3 separate regions of the Homo sapiens genome follow, and regions 1 and 2 are each linked to region 3. The links are chromatin loops, found by intact Hi-C in ENCODE. Cell type or tissue: CD14-positive monocyte. All regions are shown on one strand. Region 1 overlaps CD200R1L-AS1 (CD200R1L antisense RNA 1). Region 2 has its middle 29 kb from the start of CD200R1L. Region 3 overlaps CD200R1 (CD200 receptor 1).

Evidence for each region. A loop is a pair of places that touch in the nucleus more often than their neighbours do. Peaks named below come from ENCODE experiments on the same cell type or tissue, not always from the same donor. Only the 100,000 strongest peaks of a DNase experiment are listed, where the experiment ranks them.
Region 1: a loop joins it to region 3, with 4 times the contacts of the local background. A loop is called at or near these places in 19 of 110 quality-filtered maps.
Region 2: it touches region 3 in a loop (2.3-fold over the local background); 3 of 110 quality-filtered maps call a loop at or near these places.

The regions. Positions count from the first base shown.
Region 1 is chr3:112,812,700-112,815,199 of GRCh38, forward strand. CD200R1L-AS1 (CD200R1L antisense RNA 1) reads left to right here. Exons shown (of 3, transcript NR_149027.1): 2 at 1,964-2,028. Among named protein-coding and RNA genes, the nearest start is that of CD200R1L-AS1, 11 kb to the left of the region's middle. In CD14-positive monocyte, no CTCF peak of the experiment used is centred here; DNase peaks (open chromatin) are centred at 1,162 and 1,912; H3K4me3 peaks cover 1,786 bases; H3K27ac peaks cover 2,328 bases.
Region 2 is chr3:112,874,400-112,876,899 of GRCh38, forward strand. No RefSeq gene overlaps it. Among named protein-coding and RNA genes, the nearest start is that of CD200R1L, 29 kb to the left of the region's middle. In CD14-positive monocyte, no CTCF peak of the experiment used is centred here; a DNase peak (open chromatin) is centred at 1,362; H3K4me3 peaks cover 28 bases; H3K27ac peaks cover 169 bases.
Region 3 is chr3:112,966,576-112,969,075 of GRCh38, forward strand. The region is part of intron 1 of CD200R1 (CD200 receptor 1); the gene reads right to left. Among named protein-coding and RNA genes, the nearest start is that of CD200R1, 7.3 kb to the right of the region's middle. In CD14-positive monocyte, no CTCF peak of the experiment used is centred here; DNase peaks (open chromatin) are centred at 266 and 1,466; H3K4me3 peaks cover 2,307 bases; H3K27ac peaks cover 2,301 bases.

The sequences.
Region 1 (2,500 bases), 150 kb before region 3:
AAACTGAAGAAGTCACAACTAAAAATGTTTTATCTGTGTGTTGGCCCCCCATGTCTTAAGGAGAAGAGACATTCTAGGGAGGAACACACCAATGTGTGCATGAGGAGCATTTGGAAACAGGTAGGATGGATAATAAGACTTTGGGTTTCTATGACACTTTTCACAAGGACATTTAGAAATGTATAAAGATTATTCCCCAAGCCCTCTCTTCAACTGGGTTAAGAGCAAGAATAATTTTCATGTTTTATCAAGAAAAACCAGAATAAGGAGAATTGTCTCTACTCTGCCAGCTTTACCCAGCTCAGAAACCAAGTCCCACCCTTCTGAGATTAGAGACATCGTCTGTCAGACTCACTGCCTCTCCCCAGCCTCTCTTTGGTTCTCTACTTTGTATAAACCAATGTTCTTGGCTCCTTATTTAATCTTAAAATCAATGTTGGGTGAATCAGTCAGAATATTTGGACATTCTGTTCAGAAAACATTGTAAATTGATCAAGATTTGCTTGTCCTGCAAAACTCTCCTGGCATTCTTAATAGCAGTCTTCTGTCCTCAGATGACCTCATGAAATGTAGAGTTTGTGTGAGGAGATGATATGGACAATTTCCCCATTGCCCTGAAAGAGACACACCCTGTTACACTACTTTGCCTTCATCCATGCTGTCCTCTCTTCCCAGCATGCCTTTCTTCCCTGCCTGCGTCCACCTTCAATGTTCTTATGTGCCTTCTAAAATTAAGTTTGACTACTATCATCCCCCTCATCAAGGCTTCACACACATACTTCATTTCTCCTTCTTAACAAAGCCCCAATTTTGTTCAAGTCCCACTCACTCCTCTCCCACAAGATGTGTGTCTGAAGAAAGGTGTTGATCTTAGTCCCATCTGCATGAAAGGACTAATCAACATAAGCAAAATCTCAGTCCCTTTGCCAGGGATTGGCTAAAGAATTGTCATACAGTCTTGGCCAATCAGACAGGAGGGAAAGCTTGTGAAGGGCTCTCAGTCCTCATTAGTAAGATGGGGACCAAGAAAGAGATGGTCAGCCCTCTTCCCCTAGTTGTGCCATGTCTGACTGTGGCCTTAGGGTGGCTGCCTTCCTCTCAGCAACAAGCCAAGTAGGCCAGCTGGCTTCTTAGTAACACTCCATGTTCACTTAACTCTGAGAGTCTCAGTTTCCTCTTTTTCAAAATGAGGAAGTTGACCTCAATTATCCGTAGCTTCCTTTTAACTTTAGAATACCACACATGCCTCTAAAAGATGATGGGGGAGGAGATATGGAGGAGGATCTAGGAAGTGAAGAAGGCCACTTAATTTCATCTGTAGCTCTAACCATCTGCTGCTATTAACATGAGCAAGCAGCTATTTGCATTTTATGACTGGGTGATCTCAACTCTCTAGTTTAAGAAACAAGTACTAATCTTGGTTTAACCACTAAAATATCCTCACATTTCCCCATTCCCCGAAGTGAATCTATTAATATCCCTTTATCTTGTTTGGTAAACAAAATGTTTTTTACTAACATTAAATGAAAAGGGTAGTACAATTCAAGTTTAGGAACCAAAAAGATTTTTTTCCCCTTAATTTCAAGTTAAACCATTTTATTCTCCTTCTGTAATTGTTCCAAAACCACCCAAGAAGACCTAAAGAATTTGTAAATGGAGAAGTATGGAAAAAAATTTTTTTTAATGCAGGATTACATTGCTTAAGGTTAGTAGGTCTTAGCTTGCTTCGAAATGTTAAGAGACTTAAGTTGAAGCACCATCTAGTGGCTCTCAATTGTGTTCTGCTAAAAATTGCTCCCAGTCTCCCTGTATTTAGGACCACAGTTAATTTGTTGGGCATGTATATCATTGACCCTGGAACAGCAAGTTGAAAGTGCACAGATCTACTTATATGTGGATTTCTTCCACTTCTGCGTCCCCTGAGACAGCAAAACCAACCTCTCTACTTCCTCCTCCTCTTCAGTCTACTCAATGTGAAGACAACAAGGATGAAGACCTTTATGATGATTTACTTCCGCTTAATAAATAGTACATACATTTTCTCTTCCTAATGATTTTCTTAATATTTTCTTTTCTCTAGCTTTCTTTATTGTAAGAATACAGTAAACAATACATATAACGTACAAACTATATATAAATCACTGTTTATGTTATCAGTAAGGCTTCTGGTCAACAGTAGGCTATTAGTAGTTAACGTTTTGGGGGAGTCAAAAGTTATATGCAAGTTTTCCACTGCATGGGGAGTTAGCACCCTTAACCCCCATGTTGTTCAAAGGTCAGCTCTATATGAACACATGAGAGGGTTCAGAAAAAAAAAGTGGAGTTTTTTTTATCTTTATATAGCAGTGGGAGGATGGGGGTAGTAGCTGTAGCTTTTTACTCTTTCAATCTAATCATGGCAGTGAGAATGGGATAAAGAAATTACGTGAATTCACATAAATCTCTTCTAGAAACAATAAAGTTCATCCAGTGGAAAAAAGAATTAATACAAATTTAATAC
Region 2 (2,500 bases), 92 kb before region 3:
GCGGGCGGATCACCTGAAGTCAGGAGATCGAGTCCATAGTGAAAACCCCAACTCTACCAAAAATACAAAAATCAGCCAGGTATGGTGGCACATGCCTGTAATCCCAGCTACTCGGGCAGCTGAAGCAGGAGAATCACTTAAACTGGGGAGGCGAAGGTTACAGTCAGCCGAGATTGCACCACTGCACTCCAGCCTGGGCGACAGAATGAGATTCCATCTCAAAAAGAAAAAAAAAGAAAAAAAGAAAGTGGGACATTGAAGTCTCTAACTATTACCGTAGAACTGTTGATTTCTACTTTCATTTCTGGCAATTTTTGCTTCATATATTTTGATGCTCTGTAGTTAGTTGTGTATATTATCATTATATCATCTGTTGTATCCTCCAGATTGACTCTTTATCAATATGTAATGCACTTTTGTATTTTATAATAATTTTTACTTAAAGTTTATTTTGTCTGATATTGGTGTAGCCAACCTTGTGCTCTTTTGGTTTCTATTTACATGAATATCACTTCCCATCCTTTTACTTTCAACCTATGTGTCTTTAGATCTAAAGTTAGTCTCTCATAGGCAGTATATTGATGAATCATGTTTGTTTCCCCCTTTCTGCTAATCTTTGCCTTTTAATTGAAAGTTTAATCCATTTCCATATAACACAATAAAGAAGGACTAAACATTTTACCATTTGTTTTCTCTATGTCATTCATCTTTCTGTTCCTCAGTTCCTTATTAGTGCCTTCTTTTTTATTTGATTTTTCTAGTATAACGTTTGGTTTCTGTCTCATTTCTGTTTTGTATATATTTTGGTTATCTTCTTTGTGGTTATATTAGAGATTATAATTCAATCTATAAATTTATAACCACCTAGTTAAAAAGAAACTCTACCCTTCTACGATTTGAGCCTTTGGTGCTTTTCTCTTTAATTGCTATTGTCACAAATTACATCTTTAAATATGTGTGCCTATTTAACACAGATTCATAGTTGTTGTCTTATGAATGTGTCTTTTAAATCATATAGGGAAAAATTACAAATCAAAATAAAATAATACTGGCTTTTATATTTACCTATGTAGCTACCTTTACTGGCATTCCTTGTTTCTTCATATGGCTATGAGTTACTGTCTAGTGTTCTTTTATTTCAGTCTAAAGGATTTCCTTCAACATATCTTATAGGGCAGGTCTACAGAGAATAAACTCCCTCAGCTTTTGTTTATTTGGAAATGTCTTGATTTCTTCTTCCTTTTTGAAGGATACTTTTGTCAGATTGGAGATTATTGTTTACAATTTTTTTCAGCACTCTAAATATGTCATCCCACTACCTTCTGGGCTCTAAGGCTTCTGACGAGTAATTGGCCAATACTCTTATTAAGGAGCCCATGTATATGATGAGTCACTTCTTGCTGCTCTCAAAATTTTCTTTGGCTTTGTCTTTTGACAGTTTGATTGTAATGTGTGGATCTCTTTGAGTTTATCCTACTTGAAGTTCATTCAACTCTTGGGTGTGTAGATTAATGCCTTTCGTCCAACTTAGGGATTTTTCTTTTTTTTTTTTTTCTTTGCTGTTTTTGAGATGGACTCTTGCTCTGTCACCCAGGCTGGAGTGCAGTGGCGCAATCTCGGCTCACTGCAAACTTCACCTCCCAGGTTCAAGCAATTCTGCCTCAGTCCCCCAAGTAGCTGGGATTACAGGCACGTGCCACCATGCCCAGCTAATTTTTTGTATTTTTAGTAGAGATGGGATTTCACCATGCTGGCCAGGCTGGTCTCAAACTCCTGACCTCGTGATCCACCTGCCTTGGCCTTCCAAAGTGCTGAGATTACAGGTGTGAGCCACTACGCCTGGCCTAATTTAGGGATTTTTCAACCATTATTTCTTCAAATATTCTTTCTGCTTTCTCCCTCTCCTCTCCTCCTTGGACTCTCATTATACATAGTAGTATACTTGATAGTGTTTCACAAGCCTCTCTATTCATTTTACTTTATTCTTTTTTCTTTCTGGTCTTCAGACTGGATAATCTCATTGATCTATCTCAAGGTAGCTTTTTTTCTTCTTCTTACTGTTCAAATCTCCTGTTGAAACCCTATAGTAAATGTTTTATTTCAGTTTTTATATTTCTCAGCTCCATAATTTCCACTCAGTTTCTTTCTTACATTTTAATCTCTTTGTTGGTATTCTCTATTTGGTAAGATTGTGTTTGGGTTTTCTTTAGTTCTTTCCACATGGTTTTCCTTAGCTTTTGAGCTGGGGTGTAGGGGTTGGTAGCCAGGTATGTTAACATATGGTCAATAGATTGCAAAATTTTTCTCCCATTCTGTAGGTTGCCTGTTCACTCTGATGATAGTTTCTTTTGCTGTGCAGAAGCTCTTTAGTTGAATTAGATCCCATTTGTCAATTGCGGCTTTTGTTGCCATTGCTTTTGGTGTTTTAATCACAAAGTCTTTACCCATGCCTGTGTCCTGAATGGTATTGCCTAGGTTTTCTTCTAGGGTTTTTGTGGTT
Region 3 (2,500 bases):
ACCTTTAGGAAAAGGTAGCATTCATGGTAAGGTAACAAAATGGCAGAGAAAAAGAAAAGAAATTACTGAACACCTTAAAACTACATAAACACATACTGGTTGGAAAAATATTTCTTCCAAATCACTGAATTTTCTCAAATAATATCCTTTGAACACATTCAGGTTTCCCCTATGTTGGTAGAAAAAAAAAAACTTTATTAGATGCTTACTTCCCCTTCTAGCTAGGATCCCTTCTCCTTTCTTTGCTGCCTAACTTCTTGAATGAGTGGTCTGTGCCCACAGCCTCAATTTCCTTCCCACTCACTCCCTCCTCAATACCAGCAATCTCGCTGCTCCCACGTCTATCTACTCAAACTGCAATTTTCAAGGTCACCAGCCCTTTTATAGTCAAGCTTTTGGCCTCTTTTCAGTGCTGGTGTTCCTAAGTTGTTGATGGATTTTAACACAATTAACCACTTTCTTCTCCTTCTAAAACCCCTTTCCTAGCCTTCCCACTACACCCATGCATTCCCTTCTCTGTCTCTTTCCCTATCTTCACTGCCTCCTCTCATATATTTTCTACAAGCTATCTTTCTCCTTGGGCATCGTAATGTCAGTATTCACCAAAGTCTCAGCTGCTTTTTCTCTTTACACTTTCTCTCCTCTTGCTCCTTAACCCCTTGAACTTCAACTAGATCTCTATACAGGTGATTTCCTCTTGTTTTCACCACTCCAGTCATAGTTTAGCTCCCTCTGTCCTTCATTAAGCCTGTTTGACCTGCCTGGAATGTTTATCCCTCAACTCTTCTTACCTCGCTGTTTCTGTTCATCTTCATCTTAAACATCACTTCCTTGGAGGAGCCTAACTTGATCCTCAAACCAGATTAGACTCACCAGTTACACATTTCTATGTCACCCTATATTTATCCTTATGCACTTGCGCATTGTTTAATTATTTGCAGTAATTGATTTAATATCTATCTTTCCCACCAGATTTAAATTCCATGAGAGCAGGACCTATGTCTGTCTTGATCAAATGTCCACAGCATGAAGCACAGTGACTGATACATGACAGACACTCTAAATTACTGGCTGACAGAATAACCCACCCACATTTTTGCTTTGACTTATTTTTCCTAAGCAAGAATCTCAAACATTTAGCTGAAATTTGTCCCCACTTGAATACTTGCTGTCATTTCAAGTGTATCACATCTAAAAGACATAGATTTTTCTCCCACACACTTGCCCCATCCCTTTCCCCTCTAATTTTTGTACTATGAAGGTGTTCAAAACTCAGCTCACACCCCAGAAAGCTGTTTGATATGATTAGCAATCCCACATACACACTTGGGCTTTATTTGCCCCATGTATAAAATGAAAGATTTTTAATTTGAAGGTTCCTAAAGTACTTCCTTTGTGAAGGCTTTATACTTCTTAATAGTGTCATACATCTTCATTTCACAAATGAGGAAATTACTGTCAAAAGAAGTTAAGCAATTTCTAAAGATGAAACAGCTAGTGGTTAGAATTACATAACTGATCTTTAGACCCAACACAGAGTTATATTTGTATTTAGAAATTGGTATCTATTGGTATCTAAATTAGTGTCTAGAAATTTTACTAGAAATTATGGGAAAGAAGAACGAAATTTTACTGAGAAAAGTGAAATGTACCAAAACATTCAATGCATGGGTAACATTTAGAAAGCAAAAAAGCATAATAATATATTCAATCTTAACATCCAAGACAATATAACCACTAAGTCAATATTAGTTGTAAAAATACAATAATATTTTAAAATATGTATATTTGAAGAAAGTTTCACTTCTTTATGGGCCAGTGAGTTTCCACAGGTAAGAACTATAAATTGTGGACAAAATATAAAAACAACTACCTGAGGTTACTGGAAAGTGGAGGAAGCAGAAAAATTCTTGAAGGGTGTCAATGCTTGGAAGAAGGAAATAGGGGATCAGAGTTGTGGGTGTAGGTTCCCATTATTTCCCCATTTTTACCGATGTTAGTCCCAGAGAGGGCTGCAGATGATACCACATTAGGCAGCTACTCTAATGGAAAGCCCACAGTTTTCTGAAGAACCAGCAGGCAGATTTTAGGGCAACTTTACTCTCTGAAAAGTGACAGAGTCAGAGTAAAAGAGTTCCAAATTCTGCATACACTCTACCCATATCTCTGATGACTCTAAACCACACATTGCAGGTCACAGTCAAAGCAGATTAGCTACCAGTAAAAGAACTCAGATTTGAGATGCTGTCCAAGGGGTAGAGTTTGCAGTTTGGGTCCAACCAAGTAAAATATCAACACAGCAATATAACAGAATCTGTGCAACATTCAAAACCCAAATAAAACTATTTAATTTACAAAGAACCAAGAAAATGTGGCCTATGCTTAGGAGAAAATACATTAAGGGAGACTAACAACTTCAAGTTGACCCAGACACTCGCATTCTCAGACAAGAGTCTTACAGCAACATTCAGCTATGCTTAGTGACATAAAGAAATATATA